Regions from separate parts of the Homo sapiens genome. Here region 2 is linked to region 1. A link is an interaction called in ENCODE POLR2A ChIA-PET data of the cell type or tissue named here. Cell type or tissue: HepG2. All regions are shown on one strand. Each heading gives the region's core, and the rest is flanking DNA. Links, peaks and the distances in the headings are about the cores only.

Evidence for each region. Peaks named below come from ENCODE experiments on the same cell type or tissue, not always from the same donor. Only the 100,000 strongest peaks of a DNase experiment are listed, where the experiment ranks them.
Region 2: POLR2A ChIA-PET joins it to region 1 with 10 read pairs; 1 of 35 experiments calls an interaction of 5 or more read pairs at or near these places.

What each region holds. Positions count from the first base shown.
Region 1 is chr16:51,052,242-51,063,043 of GRCh38, forward strand. LOC107984887 (a long non-coding RNA gene) reads right to left here and starts at 9,119. Exons shown (of 3, transcript XR_001752177.2): 1 at 8,780-9,119; 2 at 6,340-6,498; 3 at 1,926-5,423. In HepG2, for the core only: no CTCF peak of the experiment used is centred there; DNase peaks (open chromatin) are centred at 5,940 and 6,530; H3K4me3 peaks cover 1,389 bases.
Region 2 is chr16:51,116,448-51,127,249 of GRCh38, forward strand. No RefSeq gene overlaps it. Among named protein-coding and RNA genes, the nearest start is that of SALL1, 29 kb to the right of the region's middle. In HepG2, for the core only: a CTCF peak has its summit at 3,288; DNase peaks (open chromatin) are centred at 3,754, 4,104 and 4,474; H3K4me3 peaks cover 1,157 bases.

The DNA.
Region 1 (10,802 bases), core at 3,477-8,476:
CTGGTCTTGAACCCTTGAGTTCAAGCAATCCACCCATCTTGGCCTCCCACAGTGCTGGGATTACAGGCATGAGCCACTGCTCCTGGCTTGATATGTGTTCTTGATATGATATGTGGAGTATGTTATACTCCAATAAAAACTGTTTAAGCAGATGCCCAATAACAAATGACTAAGAATTCTGATGGAGTAGGAACTTGCTGTGGAAAGGGGATGGTCTTTGGGACTGGCTAGTCCAGGGCCCTGCCCCATTCTGTTTCTTCCTGGCTGTGTGATCTTGAACAAGTTGCTTAACTTCTCTGAGCTTCCACTTTATCATCCGTAAGAATACTATACACTTCATAAGGGTGCTCTGAGGACAAAATAATAAAGCACATACAAAGGCAGCATAATATCTGGAACAGTAGGTACATAATATTTGCTTGATGCATGACTGAGTAAACTTTAAAAGTCACTTGGCTTCTCTCTGAGTGGCTGAGCCTCCTAAATCAATAGATAAACAAATGGGTAAATAAGTAAAATTCCCCTTTTCACTCAGATGTGGATGATGCTGACCACTGGGAGGTCAGGATGTGGCTCTCATGGGTCTTGGGGTTCAATCTCATTGGAAGCCTGGGGTTCTCTCTAAGAATGTATTTCCTGATGGACACAGTGCCTCATGCCTGTAATCCCAGCACTTTGGGAAGCCAAGGTAGGCAGATTACTTGAGGTCAGAAGTTTGAGACTAGCCCGGCCAACATGGCAAAACCCTATCTCCACTAAAAATACAAAAATTAGCTGAGTGTGGTGGCCCATGCCTGTAATCCCAGCTACTCAAGAGGCTGAGGCAGGAGAATCGCTTTAACCAGGAGGCGGAGGTTGCAGTGAACCGAGATCATGCCACTGCACTCCAGCCTAGGTGACAGAGCTAGACTCCATCTCCCACCCCCACCCAAAAAAAATATATTATATGTGTTTCCTCTATCAGTTTACAGGCTTGATTGTTTCTGGCAATCAGACCTGGAGAAATTGTCTGTGGCTGCACAAAAGTGAATGCATTCTACCCAATCCCCTTCCTCCCCTGGTCAAGTAAGCCTGGCTTTTCCCTTGCAGTCCGGACACCCATCCACCATTACTCTGTGTGTAGAGGCCCAGCCTGTGGGATGGGCGGCAGCTGGAAGGAAGCTCCCTCCAGGAAGTAATCTGGTGGCATGCAGAGCTCTGGTGGAAGAGGGTGAAGTGTCTGAGTCCTGGTCAAACAGTGACAGCCCTTCCCCCACAGGGGCATTGGTCCTTCCCAAGTAACCCCACCCCTTAGCATCTTTGCCTCTTCCTGATGGAATTAAACAGCTACCACACTTCCATTTCACAGCGGGAGAAATGGAGACTAAGTGCCTGTGACACCTGGTCACTGGTCTAAGTGCTGATGATACAATGCCCCTGCCCTCTTGGAGCTGGTAGTTCATGGGTCTACTTTAGTTCCTACATTAGCTCAGGTGCATTCACAGAAAATAAGTAATGATGCTTTAGCAAGACAGGTTTATTTCTTTCTCACTGAGAGCCTACGTTGGTTGGCTATCTGAGGGGCAGGTGGCTTTGTTCCACAAGTCATCCAGGGGCTCAGGTTTCTTCCACCCTGCTCTGCCAGCTCCCAGCATTCTGTCAACCACATGATCAAAGCTGAAAAGAGGACAGTGTAGGGCAGGCAGTATCCTTCAAGGGCCTGACCTGAGGGCTGCACACAAGTCAATTCTGCTCACATCCCATTAGTATGATCTTAGTCACATGGTCACATTTAGCTGCAAGGGAATCTGGGAAATGTAGTCTTTAGCTGGGTGGCTGTCTGCACAGATAAAACTTGGGGGTTTTATTACTAACAGGGAGAAGGGAAGGATGGATCTAGAGGGGCACTTTTTCCCACATGGGGAGAGACAACAATAAATACGTACTTTTTTTTTTTTTTTTTTTGAGACAGAGTTTCATTCTTGTTGCCCAGGCTAGAGTGCAATGGCACCATCTCAGCTCATTGCAACCTCTGCCTCCTGGGTTCAAGTGATTCTCCTGCCTCAGCCTCCCGAGTAGCTGGGATTACAGGCAAGCACCACCACGCCCTGCTAATTTTGTATTTTTAGTAGAGACAGGGTTGCTCCATGTTGGTCAACCAACCTCAGGTGATCTGCCCGCCTTGTTCTCCCAAAGTGTTGGGATTACAGGCATGAGCCACTGTGCCTGGCCCATACTTTTACACCATAAGTCAGGTGGGCAGGGAGATCTCTTGAGATGACATTTGAGCAGAGAGCAAATGCATTAAGGTAGATGTTTCCATGCTGCCTAAGGAAAGAGGGTTCCGGGCAGAGGGAGCAGCAAATGAGAGGCCCTGGATGGGTGGGAGGAATGAGCTTGGCGCGTTTGAGAAAAGCAGCTTAGGAGAGCCTGGCAAATCACAGGAAGGAGCTTGTATTAGATTGTTTTCATGCTGCTGATAAGACTTACTTGAGACTGGGTAATTTATAAGGAAAAAGAGGTTTAATAGACTCACAGTTCCACGTGGCTGGGGAGGCCTCACAATCATGGCAGAAGGCAAAAGGTGTGTTTTACATGGCAGCAGACAAGAGAGAACTGGTGTAGGGAAACTCCCCCTTATAAAACCAGCAGATCTCATGAGGCTTATTCACTATCATGAGAACAGCACAGGAAAGAGCCGCCCCCATGATTCAATTACCTCCCTCCTGGTCCCTCCGATGACACATGGGAATTGTGGGAGCTACAATTCAAGATGAGATTTGGGTGGGGACACAGCCAAACCATATCGGGGGTCTACAAGTCTCTTCACCCTTTCCTCTTGGGCATTCCAGAGTCCTTATCATGGACTGTCCTTCGCAAGGTGAACTGTGTGTGTGTTAGGGGTAGGGGCAGAGATTAGGTGCAGAAGCTAGGTAGGAGGCTGCACACTTGTCCAGGTGAGAGATGAGGCTTTTGTCTAGGATGAAAACAGAGAGGGGTGCAAGCAATGAGATGTATTTTATCCATGAAGAAGAGGAATGGAATACGTTGTTAGGAAAATAGATTGGGGTTGAAATTTGGGGTAATCTTACATGGCTTGCTAAAAACCAAACCTCCAGGATTTTACTTTGTAGGCAGCAGGGTGCCTTGGGAGGGTTTAGTGCAGAGGCATGGGCTACACTTTAGAAGAGCTCATAAACTCGTTGGGGGAGTGATTTTATTAAAGATGAACAAGAAAAGGTTGAGGGGGTATCCTGTCAAGTTGGAAAAGGAGAAGTGCCAAGATCCTGCTTTTAGGGCTGATGGAAAGTCCAGATCTGCTCACAGTCAGGCACCGAGAGTGCAGAGCCTCCGGCCAAGGGGGATAAAGTGGAAAGAGTTCTTAAAGATGTGCGTCCACATACACATTGCTCCCAAAGAGCCTTATATTGCCAGACACAGCAGCAGGAAGCCATTATGAGAGCTTGCACAATCTACTCTAGCTGAGAATGTTTCCCAATATAATTTACAAAATTTCAGTTGGAAATGCATTAGCAGTTGAGCAGTGAGGAACTTCAACGGGGTAAATAGGAAAACTAAATTAAAACCCCAGCTTCGAACGCGATCGAACGGTGTGTGCAGCTCCTGCAGTCTTCTCTAACCTTTTCAAGTCCAAAGGGCCCTTTTGTTTTCCCCAGTTTATGGGTTGGTTTTCATTTGATTTGGTTTCAGAAAGTTTTTACGGAATCCACTCAAGTGACTGCTGATGAGCTTGCATGCAAAACCATCCGTTCACACATCCATCAGAAAAGGATCTCAGAAGGGAAGAGAGGCAGACATCAGAAAACACACAGAGAACATAGAGAGCTCCAGGACAAGGGTAGGACAGACAAGGATGGAGACAGAGAGACATACAGAGAGAGAGAGAGAGATTGAAATTCAGAGGGAAAGACATTGAGGGAGAGAATGAGAATAACACGATGCAATTTCTTTCTCTAGGCTGCTTTGAAAAGTAATAGCTTATGCCCAGGAGACTGTTCCCTTTAAGTTGTACATGTCCTTTCCTGGCCATATGTCAACTGGACCATGCATTGGAAAGTTTTATAGGTGTCTGAAAGGCTGTTCACCCCTTCTTCTTGGGCATTTGGGGGGCCCTTACCGTGGAATCTCCTTCTCTTTCAAACAGTACCTTCTTAAGCTCCTGTCCCTTCTCCAAATGACTTTCCTCCTTCCTTTCTAGCAACTCAGTGTTTTTCTTTTAGCTCCACCTCCTAGAGCAGGCTTCAAGTTCTTTTTGACATCACAGGGTTAGTCATTTCCCTTTAGGAATTGTAAACATAAATGACACCCTGGACGAAGTCTAGACTGGGTCCTCAGTCCTCTTTGGAGAATGAGAGGTGTCTGTTCTGTGGGCACCATCACCATGAAGCCTGTGAGAGGGTGCCAGGCCATCCCCAGCTGAGGAGTCAGCACTGATTCCCCCTATCCATCCTAGGCCCCTCCATTTCAGAGGAAGAATCCTGTTTAGTATCATTTGGAGCACCCCTTGTGTATCTGTCAGGTGTTAGCGTCTGGGACAAAGCCTGTACCTTCACCGAGAGGACATTCCAGGAGACAGGTTACAAGAAACAAGCACACCAATACATACCACAGTTCACAGTAGAGATCAATGCTTTGCAAAAAATACTAATAATAAAGTAGTAAAATGATAGAGCATGGTTGGCGGGAGAGGTGGTTTCTCTAGATGGGGTGGGCTGGGATTGTCACTCTGAGAAGGAACATTTGAGTAAAGACTAAAATAATGTGAGTGGGGGAGGGCAAGTAGATACGCCGAGATGAGAATAAGCTAGACATTGTCAAGGAACAGAAAGAAATGCCTTTCTATTCCTTAGTTGTATTTGGAGACCTAGAGAAGTTGTGGGAAATAGCAAGTTTGGCATCCTCACTTGCAGCATGTGCTAGCGTTACCTACACTACAGTGGACATGAAATGGTTAAAGAGCAACCTCCCTCTACCCCACACCCATGCAAATGTCAGCAGCCAAGGGGGACACTTGGTCATGGAGCAGAGAGAGAGTCCAATAATCCATGCCCTGAACCACCCTCGAGCCTTCCAGCCGAAGCTGCTAGTTCCATCCACAGCCTGAGTGCAGTGAAGCCCTCTCCCCACCCATCCCTGCAGCTTAGACTAACTCCCAGACACAGCTAAGCCAGGAAAAGGCAGGTCTAGATGTACAGCACCAACCAAACAGCCCAAACCAGGGCTGCAGGCATTCTGTAGGATACAACGAACGGAGAGAGAAAACAAACCTTAGCTCTTAAGATCTAAAGAAGAGAGATGGATAGAACTTTAAATATGCAGTTGATTATTCTGAATACTTAACTCTGAGCAGTTGCACACAGGAGAACTGAGAATTCTGTACAACTGGTGTTAAATGCAGGTGGACTTCTTCCATCCAGACCGGGCTGTAACACAAAAGCATATTGATGCTGCAAACCTCGGTTTATGAAACAAGAAAGAAATGCACAGAGAACAGAGAATTTCTGCAGTCACACATGGATAATTTCCAGGAAAGAGAGATTAGCAGTGAACGTCACTGTGTGTGTATGTGTGTAATTTTATATTTTATATATATATATATATATATATATATGTATGTATGTATATAGTTGTCTGTATACAGAAGAGCACTCTGACAGGGCTCCTTCTCATCTTAGAGTTCTATTCATCATTTATGGGAAGAACTAAATCCAAGCAGAAAATAAATAGAAAGAAGCAGTGATTTTAAACCCGATCTTCTCTTTGATTACATTAAAATTTTAAACTTCTGTATGGCCAAAAATAAAGAGAGAGAGAAAGAAAGTCCTAAACAAAGTCAGAAGGCAAGCAGCAATGTGGGAAACAGCATCACATAATAGACAAAGGGCTAATTTTTATTATTTACAAAGAGCTCTTACAAATCAATAAGGAAAAGACAAACAGCCCAATAGATAAATGAGCAAAGTACAGGAACAGGCAGATAGCAGAGAAAAGCAACGCATTTGGCCAGTGACATAGGAAAATAAATCCAATCTTATTCACAATGAAAGTAATGAAAATTAAAACATTGTATTTTTAAAGCAAATGGGCAAAGTTTTAAAATTTGGTCTAATTTGGAACCCCCAGAAGCAGACTCTGAGATGTTTTAGTAGAAGTGGTTGATTTGGGAGGAATCCCAGGAAATCCAGGAGCAGAATGGGGAGGGAGAGAGGGAAGGGAAGGGAAGGGAAGAAATTAATCAAGTTACCTTTGTCACTAGAGCTTAATTCCACAAGGGACTGGGGAGGGGAAGGGAACAGTCAGAGTTACGGGTTCTGAGGGAGAGAGAGCTGAGGTACTTACACACCAGCTCCCGTCACACACTCGTCAAAGGCTGCTGAGGGAGGCTGCTGATTAACTCCCCAGCCTTTTGGCCTGCAGTGAGCCCTGGACAGCCAGCAAAACTTAAGACAAAGACCTGCAGGTGCTGACAGTGGGAAGTTGGACATTGGACAGCATGCCCTGAAATGATAAAGTTAAAAGGGTATAGGATCAGAACATCAATGGAGTCTTCTATCAAAGTTTGCCCAGAAGAAAAGAAGCCATTGTATGAAAAAGATACTTGCACAAGCATGTTTATGGCAGCACAGTTCACAATTGCAAAAACATGGAACCAGCCCAAATCGCCATCAATCAATGAGTGGATAAAGAAACTGTGTGTGTGTGTGTGTGTGTGTGTGTGTGTGTGTGTGTATCACACAATGGAATACTACTCAACCATTAAAAGGAAAGAATTAATGGCATTCTCAGTGATCTGGATAAGATTGGAAACCATTATTTTAAGTGAAGTAACTCAGGAATGGAAAACCAAACATCATATGTTCTCATAAGTGGGAGCTAAGCTATGAGGATGCAAAGGCATAAAAATGATACAACAGACCTTGGGGACTGGAAAGGAAAGAGTGGGAAGGAGGTGAGGGATAAAAGGCTACAAATTGGGTTCATTGTGTACTGCTTGAATGATGGGTGCACCAAAATCTCACAAATCACCACTAAAGAACTGACTCATGTAACCAAATACCACGTGTTTTCCAAAAGCCTATGGAAATAAAAAGTAAATAAATAAATAAATAACAAGGTTCCATTTGTTCAGTTCTTGCTGTGTGTAAGGCACAAATTCAGTATTTAGGTGTATCATCATCTCATTGAATACTTAAACTGACCTTATGATATAAACACTACTTTTATCCTCATTTTAAAATGAGCAAACGGAGATATGAAGAGGTTGGTTAAATACATTTCCTAAGGTCCTGCAGCAATGAGATTAAGGAGAAATAATGCATTTCAGGCTCACTGACACCCACTCCTGCCTCTTGACTAGTGTGCCTTCCATAGATGGAAAGAAACATTTTCCCATACTGTAGATGGAAATGAAAATCTGGCTGGTAAAATCTCTTTGGAGGGTCATTTGACAATGGCCTTCAAAATTTTAAATGTATGTATAATGTGACTCAACCACTCCACTTGACAAAGGGAAGCAATTGCTGTGCTTTTAATAATAAAAAGAATTCTAAGCAATGCCACTGGATTTTTCATAAAGGGCAGGTAAACATTTTCTGGTATGTCAATGCAACAAAATACCGTGGGATAGTTAAATATAAGGGCAAGGAGCAATCTGTGGAAACAGAAAAAGGTCTAAATGTTAAAATTTTGTTTCTTATTTTAAAAGTGCATGTAGCAACAAAGTATGTTTGATGTGACCGTGTTTGCTTAAAAAGAAAGTGAGTATTCATTTATCACTGTGCTTGTGTAAGGCTCACAGAGAACACTGGTTAGGACTGGGAGTCTGAGAGGTAAGTGGGGGAGCCTTCGTTTCTCGCTCTATACCCTTCTGAATTATTTGAATTTTCTTCCATGTGTTACTTTTATAGTTTAAAGATTCTAGTAAAAATAATCAACCAACCAACCAACAAACAAACCAATCCATTACTATCCTTGGGATATTATTAATAACATCTGGTTTCTTTGGTCCACCCTGACCTGACTCTCTTCTTCCCCAAAGTGTGCCCGTCTCTTAAACGCAGTCAGTCTCCTCCTCCCCTTTTTGCCAGGCTGCTCCTTTCCCTGGGATGCCTCTTCGTTACTCTGCTACCTTTTCAAACTCTACATATCCTGCAAGCCCTACCTCAACTACCACTCCTCCCAGAAGCCTTCCTGGGCTACTCTGGCTCGCAACCAGCTCCTTCCTCTCCAAACACTTATAGTAACTGTGGTTGTACAAAACACATGGTCTATAATCTCAATTTTCTTTATTTTCCTTCCTCTCTTCCAAGTTTGTGTTTTGTTTTTCCAAGTAGGCAGAAAATACCTTCAGAGCAGGGGCTGTGACTTACAGGAGAGGTCATGAAACAGACACACAAGTCACAGGGAGGAAGCAACCTTAAGTCCTGTTGAAGATCCAGCCATGAGCTTTTGGATACTTTGACTTGGGAGAGTGAGTAAAAAAGGGAAGGAAGGGAGGGAGGGAGGAAGGGAGAAGGAGGGAGGGAGGGAGGAAGAAACACACACACACACACACACACACACACACACACACGCACACACCCGTTGGAAATATTTACCTATATCATTAAAGAAATGATTCTACCCTTTGCAGATATTAAACTAAAGTGAATTAACACCTTACGACAAGGTCTCCTGTTAGCTTGGAAGTACATTTACATAGCAGATGGCATCCAGGGGCTGAGGGCAGGTGTCTTAGAACACTGTCTGTTCGGGTGAGGGGCAAAGAGCACATACTCACACTTGCCATTTGCCGTCCTGAGATCAGCTGGAGTAGGTCCCCTTTGGAATGCTTTCCCCAGCCTTGAAACAATTGTACACCTCTTCTGTGTGTACACCCTCCTCTGGTTTTACAACTGGTTCCACAAGCCACAGGTGAGTTCATGGCAGACTCAGCACTAGAACCAGGTCCCTGGCCTGGCGCACATGCCTTCATTCATCCTTCACCTGAAACCCTCAGTAATGCATGACACAGCAACACAAAAGGAATTTTTCCAGCTCTGCCTAGTGGGGCTGAGGCGGTGGTACCAAGCAGTGCTTCCATGTGGGAATTCCTTTCCAGCATTTCTCGGGAAATTTATGTTTTTCCAACTTCTGAGGATAATTAGTCAAGGAACTGAGAAAATGAGAAAAATATTCTAATTCCCCCATGAGAATGACAGCTTAGCAATCAATATGCAGGCATTACTTGTTGGAAGGAATCTAGTGATGTCAAGCAGAAAGCCAGAACAGGAGGCACTGACACATGAAGCCCAAGCTGAAGACATTTCCAGGAACCAGGACCAGAGTACATAGGAGCAAATCAGTCATCGCCTACTCAGGCTTGTTTGCAGTTGTGTGTTTGTGGTCCTGTAGGCTGCTAATGTGAGCCATTCTTGCAAAGAAAATAAAATATTAATGTATTTATATGTATAGTATACTTTATTCAAGTCCTGTGGGTGGAGTTCCAAGAAATTACAAGGTTGGAAGCAAAGTAAGTTCTGTGGCAACTTCTTGAATCTGTGTAGTGTTTTCAACCTTGCTAGGAGAACTGAATGTCACATTATTCAAATATTACCCAGTAATGTTCACTGGCACTTTCCAGGATTTAAATATTTGCTAGAGGCAAATATTTTTTAATAAATTCTTTGTAAAGCTCTCAGTAGATCCTATTCAACTTACTATTTCTTATATATCCATCAACGTTTTTAGATATTTGTGATAATTACTAAAGAAAAGAGTATGAAGAATGTTCAAAGCATTTTAAGAATAACTTATGATTTGAGGAATTCCAAGTTCTTGTCCCTAGATCTCAAAGGTTAATATCTGTTGGGCATTTGGAAACATGAGTGCTGTCAGAGAGGATATTGGTTTCTCAATTACAAGAGCTTTGCTGTTCAATACGTAGATGGTGAGGTCTTCTGAGGCCGCTCATAAGCCCCAGAAATAGCACATAAACCAGTCATCACACGTGTCCTGTTATTTACCAGCAGGTGAGTGAGTAGCCACCAGGGGCTGGTGATGGGTGCTGCAATTTATAGAGGATTGCAATGATGATGATGCCAAGGAGGAGGAGGAGGACGTCTGTGGGCGCTTTTGCTAGATTCTCAGTGTGCATTTGAACACTGGCTTCTCTGGGCTGTAAATTTTCCATCTGTAAAATAAAGAAGTTAGAGAAGTCAGTGATTTTTTTTTCAAACATTACTTTCAGTGAAACTTGACCCTAGGAAAAAAACCCAAAGTGGACCATAAAATAACAGCAATATTAGCTATGTGCCTTCCATGGTCCCAACCACTGTATACTTATTAACTTCACTAAGCTTCACAACAGCCCCGTGTCCATATTACAGATAGGAAAGCTGATGAGACTGCAGAGGGGTTTAAGGAACTTGCCCAGAACTACACATGAACAGCCTGGTTCTGGGGCCAGGTTTGGGTGGGCAGCAGAGAGCCATGCTCTGCCTGTTCAACCTCCATCCCCTTGGTCCCCACAGCACCCATGTGCTCCCCAGAACACAGCTAGGAAAGTCACTGCCCTAAATGATCTCCGAGGTCTTTTTCAGGTTAGGGCTAACTGAAAAACATTTTAAATACCACTGTCCATTTTGAAGTTTCTGGAATTCTGTAAATTTGTGGAGCATTTATAACACCTCACACGAGCATCACTCAACCCCTGTACAACAGAAAAGGCATGGATTCTTAGCCTGGTATTTACAAGAAACAGAGAGATTGGCCTGGAGTCATACGTCAGTTAAATGGCAGGGACAGTTCTAGAAATCAGGTCT
Region 2 (10,802 bases), core at 2,506-7,505, 63 kb after region 1:
GAGAGATCAGTGGTCACCTGAAACAGCACAAATGTGATTTTCTTTGTCTGGAGAGGGGACTGCAATTCCTGCGACATAATCCCAATTATGCACAATTAGCTGACTCAGGCCAATGCTGGCCACTTATTGACCAGGCAGATGCTCACCCAGGCTATGATTTTGTCATTGCAGAACCTGGAAACCAGTGTAATTTGAGCACAGAAAATTGAGAAATAGCCCCATATTTCCATACCTACAGATAATCCCCTTATCATATTAAGAGCCAAACTAGAAAGTAATCTGTTCTGTGTTTTTTTTTTTTAGGGTTTTATTTTATTTATTTATTTTATTTTATTTTGAGACAGAGTCTCGTTCTGTCACCCAGGCTGGAGTGCAGTGGCGTGATCTCGGCTCACTGCAAGCTCCGCCTCCCAGGTTCACGCCATTCTCCTGCCTCAGCCTCCCGAGTAGCTGGGACTACAGGCGCCTGCCACCATGCCCGGCTAATTTTTCGTATTTTTAGTGGAGATGGGGTTTCACCGTGTTAGCCAGGATGGTCTCGATCTCCTGACCTTGTGATCCGCCTGCCTCGGCTTCCCAAAGTGCTGGGATTACAGGCGTGAGCCACCGCGCCCGGCCTAGAGTTTTATTTTAAAACATTATCCTTAAAATTGTTTTTAGTTCCAGCATGAATCTGAGAAAGGAGACTAAAAGAAAAACTCTATGGGATAAAATTCTCCATATTGTAGAGCTCAGAAATGCCTAAGAAAAATTAGCCCTGATGATTTAATTGTAAAACTTTGGAGAAGGACAAAGTTTAGAAAAACAAAAAAAAAAATTGCCCAGTTCTGAACACATTAAACTAACTCAAACAAAATAACTCAATCCTCCTTTGAGTCAGAGTTTGTCATAAAAAAGTGTTTTTTTTTAAACCAAGCACACAAAACATTAGGAATTCCTCCAAAGTTTTAAGCAATTTATTCTTGTTTACTATGTTTATGATCTACAGTGTACCCATGAAGTCTGGAAACAGACAAATATTTAATAATGTGGTCAAAGACATCTTCAGTCATAAAAGCAACTCATAATATCTACATTTCTAGACTTCATGGACATCTTTTATTATCACTGTCATGTAGACAATACAAATGAAAATCTAATTAACATTTCTCATGCCATATGCAAATATGTAGGCAAGTTGAGAGTAAATGTATCTTCTTTTACCTGACAATGTATTACAGTTGTGTAAATTTTTCAGAGTACAGATCAAATTTTAAACTATTGAAGATGCCTTTGTAAAGTGAAGAATCTTTATGAGAAGTAAATTTACCAGTTCTTTAAATAGAGGTTTTCTTTTTCTTTTTTATTAAGAGGCAGGTCCTCACTACGTCATCCAGGGTGGAATGCAGTGGCTGGATTATAGCTCACTGCAGCCTCAAACTCCTAAACTCAAGTGATCCTCCTGCCTCACCCTCCCATGTAGCTGGGACTGCAGGGGTGTGCCACCATGCCTGGCTACCTTTTTTGTTTTTTGTTTTTTGATTTCAGTAGACACAGGTCTCATGATGTTTCCCAGGTTGGTCTCTAACTCCTGACTTCAAGTGATCCTCCTCGGCCTATCAGAGTGCTGGGATTTCAGGTGTAGGCCACCACACCTGGTCTAAACTAGAGGTTTTTGTAGATTGGATTTGCTTAAAGTAAGACACAAAATGATGATAGTAATCATGATGATGAAGATGAGGATAGTAGTTCATGTTCATTGAACTTTCTTATGTGACACACATTCTGCTGTGCACTTTACATGGTTTATTTCAACAGAATCTTCTTCTGTCTTTCCTGCCTGGATCAGGATACATCTTTCAGCATATAAACCCAGTACAGCAAAGATCTTTGACTTGATTTCTAGGCATGAATTCTATTATGAATTAGGCATGCAAGAACAGGAAGATCATAGAAAACTCAAAATCTACAACCCTGCATTCTGCTCCCAGCTCTTTCAAATAACAGGCTATATGACCTTGGCCAGATCACTTACCCTTTCTAGGCCTCGGTTTCCCTTAGTGTGAAGCAAAATTGTTCTAGGGCTAAAAGTTCTAGAATCATATTACCTTCAACTCTATTGATAAGAAAGCTCCCTTTGTTTTTAACAAAGAATCCAACTAACAGACGCCATTGCTTATGGGTAGGTAAAGTGTTAACCACAACCCGGACTTTCTGTTCTACTGGGAGGCCCATTGCACTAATGGAACCATTTGAAAGAAATCTTAGGAACCAATTCTAATGCTCTTACTTAGAATTGCAAAGTCAGTTTGAACCAGGGCTTGATGACTTACTTGACAACTATTTGTAAGCTTGTCTTATGCCCCACTTAGACTTCTAATTCTTGAGGGCAATGTTAATATCATATTCACATGGTATCGCCATGGTATCTGGCAGGCAGATAGATGCTGCCTAAGTAATTGTTGAATCAAAGATGAATTGTTGAATCAAGATTTGACTTGGAGATTTCTACTTGAGTTGGAGTCATTATTTTGAGAAATTCTGAAGCTGGAAGCACATTTGTCCACATTTTGAAGTTTATTCCCTACAACCACCTATTCTTAATACCTATACCACACAAGCCAACTCTAGTCCAAACTGTTTGAATCTGGGATTCAATTGACTATGAGCAAATCCCATTTGTCACACTGCCTAAGTTTACAGTCCTTTCCAGCTGGGGTTTGATCAGTTGGATCGTATGTGGGTGTGTGTTTTCAGAAGTAAGTTCTTGTGCAGCCACTTGCATGCTTTGGTATATTTTTATGTCTGCATACATGTATATCCTGCCAGTGAGAAATGTGCTGCCTTTCTACAGCCTTGCAAATCTTAAGCACTAGCTATATCATTTTCAGCATTTGAATCAATGTGTTAATGGAAAATTACAAAGAAAATGAGTATTTGGAAACCAAAGGTTGCCAACTAAGAGCAGAAAAAATAAAATACTGCACCTGAGAATTGACTTCCCATCCATCTCTTTTATTCTTGCACTTATTTTATAGCCAACATACTCTCTTTTAGCCCATGATTGCTTATTTTAAATTGTCTTCCAGTCTCAGGACTCTGTCTCTCTTCCCCAGCTCCCCCTTCTTCTCTCAGGCCTCCCAAATGATACAGTCTGTGTCATTAGCCGATGCTGTGGATTAGAGCCCAGAAAAACTTCTTGTTTTCAGCCAACCCTGGGGAGAGGAGATGAGGAGAAGGGAAAATGCCTTCCCCCAGAAGATGATCCGATAGCAAGTGAGGCTCCACTGACCCCTCACTGCCAGTCTGAGGCTCTGCAGATGAGCCCCATAAAATACTGCAGAAGGCTTAGCTGCCAACAAGCGCAGCACACAGAGATGATCTAGTCAGAGGCACGAATCGATCTCAAGACGTGAATCACTGACCTTAGCCCACGCTCACCCTCCCTAAATCCTGAGTCCATGTTAACTAAAGATTGCATTTCCGTTGTTACATCTCAGGCAGCAATTCTTGATTTCTGTTGAGTTTTATATCTCTTACCCAGCACCCATTTGGGAAGACTTTTTGTTTAATCTTCTAAATATCTGAAACACAATTCCAAACATTTCCAAGTTAAACTCCCCTTCCATTCACAATAAACCCCAGCAAGAATCTGATCGAAGAAAAGGTGCCGCAGACATTCTCTTTGTTCTGGATTGAACCAGTGGTATTTGGATCACCCAGGAGGTATATCATAACAAATTATCTCAATACCAATTGTCTCTGTGCAAAGGTTGGGTAAAGTCCCAAAGATCTAAGTCTTGGATAAAAGGGATGAGCGCATTTCTCAACAGAAGGGAAGGGGGCTGTTTTCAGTGATTTTGCCCACTAAATGTGGAATTCCCCAACAAATTCACATATTGCAAAAGCTATAAAGTTGTGAAACCTCCACTCAAGGAAAGGCTCAGGGAACACGATTCCAAACATCCACACTTAACTAAGTGCTCATCAAAACTCCTTTTTGAGTTTAGAGATCTAATTTCTCTAATGGCCAAATCACTTCTGTGTCTTAGAAAGTGTTTTCTACTGAGCTCGATCAACTAATAGCCTGGGACTGGCCTCACACACTCTCTATGCAGCAATGTTTACATGAAAGTATGGACCCAATCGAGGATGAATTCCAGAATCAGTAAGTCCATTCCTGGAGCTTAATTTTAAAAATACAATCTCTAGTTTCACTTTCCAGTTTCACTGGAATAACTGATATTTTAAAATTTCTAATAAAATAAGAATTATGCAGGTAAAATATCAGTTATTCTAGATTCTAGTAACTCAGTTATTCTAGATTCTAGTAACTAGACTTCTAATTAGCTGAGACATGATTCTAATGCAGAATCCCAGGGCAAAGTCCTGTACTTTTAATGATAGCATGCTAATTTGAATTTTAAGTGGATGTTGAATATTAACCCTGATACTGTCCTAGATAGTGAGTTTCTCAACCTCGGCACTATTGACCTTTGGGCTGGGTAATTCTTTGATGTTAGGGGGCTGTTGTGTGTGCTGTGGGATGTTTAGTAGCAACCCTGCCCTCTGCCCACTGGATGCCAATAGCAGCCCTCCTCTCCCCAGTTGTGACAACCAAAAATATCTCTGGACGTGACCAAATGTCTCTTGGGGGCAAAATTATCCCCAGTTGAGAACCACTACTCTGAACAAGGGAAAAATTCGTTTATTAGATGTTTCTATTCCATTTAAAAGAGAGCTAGCACAAAGTTAGAATGCTTTTCTGAACATAGAGTAAAATAAATAAAATTAATGATGTATTTCCATCCACATAATGGAATATTAAACAATCACTTAAAAACATGTTTGTAAAGATACTATAGGCATTAGAGAAAAGCAGAACATGGAATTATATGTTATGTGCCCTGTATGGATTCTGTAAGATATACAGATTTGAAAATATAGAAAGTATTTTAAAAGGAAAAACACAAAAATGAAAACCATAGCTCTCCGTGGGTGGTAGGACAATGCCATCTATATTTTCTTATTTAAATTTTTCTGCTTTCCCCAATTATCTACCATGAGCACGTATTTTTATAATTTCAAAATCAGACACAGAAAAAGGACAAAGAATGTTGTATTATACAGCACATGAACAAGAAAGCTGCAACATGCTGCCATCCTCTATTCCTAATTTAATTTTCTTCCACACCCTGAAGGAAGCAAAGCAATTCCTTTCCTACTCATCTGATCCTTTTCCTCATTAAACCCTCGCATCTGCTTCACTCTGCAGTCTGAAGTTTCTAAGGCCAGAACTCATGACATTATTTTATTCTACACCTTGCTTCTCAACCTGGGTGGACTCATGCATCCTTTCATTCATTCAATTCTCTGGCACTGTGTGAGGTACTGGGAATTCAGTGGGGGGAACAAGGCAGGTGGAGCCCCTACTCCCATGGAAGACAGACAGTGAATCAATAAACAAACACACAGACAAGATCATTCTAGAGAGTAACAGGGATTGTGAAGGCAATAGAGAGACTACGGGGGAAAAAAAAGAGAGAGACTATGGGAGACAGCACTACTTTAGCCTGGGTGGTCAGGGAAGGCCCCTCTGAGGAGGTGACATTTGAGCTGAGAACTGAAGAACAAAAGGAAGCCGGGTGCAGTGGCTCACGCCTGTAATCCCCACACTTTGGGGGGCCGAGGCACGCAGATAGCTTGAGCCCAGGAGCTGGAGACCAGCCTGGTGAAATTCCATCTCTACAAAAATACAAAAATTAGCCGGGCGTGGTGGTGCATGTTTGTAGTCCTACCTATTTGGGAGGCTGAGCTGGTAGGATCACTTGAGCCTGGGAGGTCGAGGCTGCAGTGAGCTGAGCTATGATTGCACCACTGTATTCCAGCCTGGGTGACAGAACAAGACCCTGTCTCAAAAAAAAAAAAAAAAAAAAAAAAAAAAAGATACAGAGAGTCACCAGGAAACTGGGAAGATTTGGGGATAGTTTTCCAGGTTTGATTTTTTTAAGTTCAAATATACAGAGCGAGCATGGCACATTCAGAGAAGAGGAGAAAGGCCATCAAAGCTGGAGATTTTCAAGAAAAGCTGGAGGCCAGGTTGGGAAGATGGCAGGACCCTGACTGCCTGGTCCTGATGCCACCAAGCTCAGGTCTACCCACATAGGGAGGTGGCAGCAGCAAATCAGAATCTTTGGGGCCAAAGCCCTGGAATTTGCATTTTACAACAAGCTTCCAAGGTGATATTGATGCACTGGAAATTTTGAGGGCCATAGCTCCAGAGTATTCCCTCACTCAAACGTTGTTGGGGTGGCTGGAACAGAGATGATGAGTGAACTAACTGTGTGGTCCACATGCCTGCAGCAACAGCAGCAGCAGCCCCTGGGAGCCTGTCAAAATGCAGAATTTCAGGCCCCTCCCCAGGTCTACCGGATTAGAATCTGCGTTTCAACAATAACATTCTATGTCATTTAAATATACATGAAAATCTGAGCAGCACTGATTCAGACCAGCATGATGTATCGTAACAAAGCTTTGACAGAGAAGAAAATGGAAGCTGTGTGATTTTTAGTGATAAATGATCAGAGAGTAACAAAATACCTGATCATACTGTGATTTTTGCTTTGGAATTAGGAGGCCACAGGTTATACCTATGTTAGCCTTTCTGGCTGAACTGTAGGGCCTGAATTGAAACCTTGAAATCTGAACTTATTGGCTCTAGAAAGATTCTTTCAAGTGGGCATTAGACCTTGAAATTTATTTTACCATTTATATATATATATATTTTTTTTTGAGACGGAGTTTCACTCTTGTTACCCAGGCTGGCGTGCAATGGTGCGATCTCGGCTCACCGCAACCTCAGTCTCCCGGGTTCAAGTGATTCTCCTGCCTCAGCCTCCCGAGTAGCTGGGATTACAGGCATGTGCCACCATGTTGGGCTAATTTTGTATTTTTAGTAGAGACAGGGTTTCTCCATGTTGGTCAGGCTGGTCTTGAACTCCTGATCTCAGGTGATCTGCCTGCCTCGGCCTCCCAAAGTGCTGGGATTACAGGCGTGAGCCACTGTGCCCAGCCCATTTAGATTATTTTTAAAAGACAGGGAATGTTCTTCATTAATGCAACTAAGCATACACATTTACTATGTTGTATAGTATTTCATATTTTAAAAAACAGAAATGCAAACACTGCGGAATCAGTAGAGACTTCTTTCACTAACCTTTAACAATCATGAATCTCACTCATTGCCCTTTTCCTCTTCCCCACGATACTTTGCAACACTTTACACGTCTCCTTGGCGTGGTCATCTATGTGATCTTCCTTGACTCTGTAAAATGTCTCTCTCTTTTTCTCTAATTAACATGGACTTTTTTTTTTTTTTAATTGCAACAGCTTTTGGTAATTTTAGGACAGGTCTTGCTTCTTTTCTTTCAGTGGTCAGAAAAAGACCACGTTTATCCAAGCCCTGTGCCTATGCTATAGCTCTCTAATCAAGAAATGTTTCTTTCAACTGACCACGGCTCCTAACTTTATCTCTTTGTCCTTTGAAGCCGATAGCTATTATTTCTAACGACCATCACTAATTCAAGAATAAACACTCTGTTTTCTCCCAAATTGCTACATTCTGTTAAAGGGAACTAGAATTAAAATCCCAATTTCTATCAGCACTCTATTTTATGAAAGGGTACTAAAGTAGGATGCCACAAGGCTTGAGAGCAGAAGCAAAGCGTGACTTCTCTGTGCTCCCTGAGTGGCCCCTTCTCCCACTGTGACGGTCAAGTCCACCTACTTACGGGTGTTCTCAGATTGACTCTACGTGGTGAATGAGGACTCAAAGATAAGGACTGCTACCTTTCTTTTTTCTTTTTCTTTGTTTGTTTGGGGGCATGGACGGCTACTGTTTTTTTTTTTTCCCCTGTATCATCATAAAGACATTTATTCTGGAAAAGATTTGATCTTTGCCCCTTATCTGGCTGGAAGTAATTTAGACAAGAAGGGGACCTTGCCTGGGGAGGAACAATCTCCCCCAGAACCACGATGGGGGCTGTTTTTTCAGGTTTCAGATGCAGCCTGTGACTGTCTTGGTTACGCTCTTGTGAAAAGGATCCTTCCTGCATCTAGAACTTCTACAGCAGTAGGGCTTTCTGGTCCTCCAGACTTCCAGAAGCAGAAGCCTCAGGAAATGAGGCCACTTATTTAGCTTGTTCATGGCCATTGGTTGTTTGGTCTATGTCTCACCGCATTGGCTGTTGCCTTGCTCTGTGCCCCAATAATACAGAATGTAAATATCTCTACAGCAGTTATTGCGGTTACGAGGATCTGTTATTCCACTTGGGCAATGCAATAGCTTTTAGAAAAGGATCTGCCTAAAGCCACGTAAATTACTCGTCCAGACATTTCACAAGAGTATAAGCAACCTGAGGGCAGACACTTATTTTGCTTTGGGCACTGATGAACCTCAGCACCTAGAACAGTGCCCAGTGCAGAGTAGATGCTCATTAACCATTTGCTGAGTAAATGAATGAAATCCACCTGGTCAGTCAGGCACATTCCCAGGGCCTGAGAAGGACTTCCTGGGCCCCTGTCCCTTTCTGTGGCTTCGCTTTAGTGTTCTGTGTGTCTAGAACACTTCACTGCGCTCTGTGAGCTCGCACAGTGATCACCACTGCTTTGTGAGCACCAGAGGGCAATCCTGGTGCTTACCAAACTGCCTGGCACTTAGGAGGTGTTTAACAGTTTACTATTTGATGAGGGAAGGAAGCAGGAGAGGGCAGAGGGAAGGTGGGAGGGAGGGTCTGGGTAAGTGGTTAATTAGAGATTGTTCTCTTTAGCTAACTCAGTCCCTTCTGGGGTAAGCTAACCTTTTTAGCTTTTGTTGTGACCAGGCCTGAGTTGAAACTTCAGACACAAATGAAGTACAGCCTTGTGGCCAGAGAGCAAATACAACTTTCAAAATAGTGAGTGTTGGCCAGGCGCAGTGGCTTATGCCTGTAATCCCAGGAATTTGAGAGGCTATGTGGGGAGAGCTTGAGTCTAGGAGTTCAAGACCAGCCTGGGAAACACAGCCTGTCTCTTCAAAAAAATTTTTTAAAAATTAGCAGAGCATAGTGGTGCATGCCTGTAGTACTAGCTAATCAGGAGGCTGAGGTGGGAGGATGGCTTAAGCCTAGGGGTTGAAGTTGCAGTGAGCTATGACTGTGCCACTGCACTCCAGCCTAGGCAACTGAGAAAGATCCTACCTCAAAAAAAAAAAAAAAAAAATAGTGGGTGTTTCCTTGGAAAGAGCACTGGGCTCACAGGGAAACATCCTGAATTTAAATAGCTCCCTATCATGTACTATCAAACCTCAGAGTTCACAGTAAATCCTCTAGACCCCCATTTCCTCACCTGAGAAGAGGGAATGGTGGTGCCATCTGCTCTGCACTGTACAGTTAATAAAAACAGAATGTGAAAGTCCCTTTAAAGCACAAAGCCTCAGCATGCAAAGGATCATCAGCAAAACTCCCTCTCCCGCTGTCAGGGTCAGCTTCCAGCCCTTGGGTTCTTTTTCTCCCTTTCTCTGTCTAGCATCTCCCACAAGAAATTCTGCAGGAAATCCAGGGTCCTGTCTGAACCCAAAGGTTGGCTTCCGGGTGGAGCCCTTCTCTTGAAATTACCTGTAGGCTGTGCATGGCCTTCTTTGGTATCTTTGTCTCTTTACCTTGAAGGTGTCTGAGTTGGGGCCATTCCACCGCAACCTGCCCCTGCTGGACTCATCTGTGGTTGCACTCATCATGAAAGCAAAGTCTTTCTGTCTCTCGGCCTTCCTTTCCTCCCTTGCAAGAAGTCAAACCTGACAGAGGTCGGCAGGCGGGTGGATGAGTGAGATGGCTGGGTGGGAATGAAAAAAAGGTGGAGAGCACATTTGTTCCCTCCAAAGGGGATGGTCATGCCTTTGTGCCAGCCCATTGTTGAAATGTGGGAAGGCAAGAACACTAGATCATCTGACATTCAAAAAAAAATCTGGAAATCTGAACTTTTATAGGAGACCTCCTGACTTTTAAACATTGGCAACACTTACAAATTTGTTAACTATGCTGCCTGAGCCAACTAAAACACATCTGTGAGCCCAGCGCAGTCTGTGAGTCTCCAATTTGTGACCTGGGGGCTCTGGGCACCTTTTTAGCTCTGAGAGCCATGGTCTTTCTGAACTGTGAACTCTGCTAAAAAATAAAAATAAAAATAAAATACCCAAAGCTCTTTTCATACTTCCTTTTCTTCTTAGGTCCTCATTGTGCCTCACCTGAGCTATTGTGACAGCTTCTCTCTAACCTGGTAGGAATCTGATTTGGAAATAGGGTCTTTGCAGATATAATCAAGATAAGATGAAGTCCGTGGAGTAGACATTAATTCAGTATGGCTGATGTCTTTCTAAGAAGAGAAGAGACACAGAGACAGGTACAGACACAGAGGGAGATGAGGTGGAGATTGTCATGCGATGGTGAAGGCAGAGACTGGAGTGGTGCGTCTACAAGTCAAGGAGTGCCAAGGACTGCCAGTGACACCAGAAGCTAAAAGAAAGGCATGGAACAGATTCTGCCCTTCAGGCATCAGAGAGAACACTGCTCTGCCAGCACCTTGATTTCAGACTCCTCGCTTCCCAACAGTGAGAGAATACATTTCTATTGCTTTATTTGTTACAGCAGCCCTAGGAAACCAACACATTGGCCAATCAGGGGATGAGCGCCTAGAAAAGAAAGAAGCTCACCCTACCCATCTTCTCACCCCTTCTCACTTCTCCGATAGCATATCCAGACTACGAAAACCTGACCTTCCTCTCAGATTTC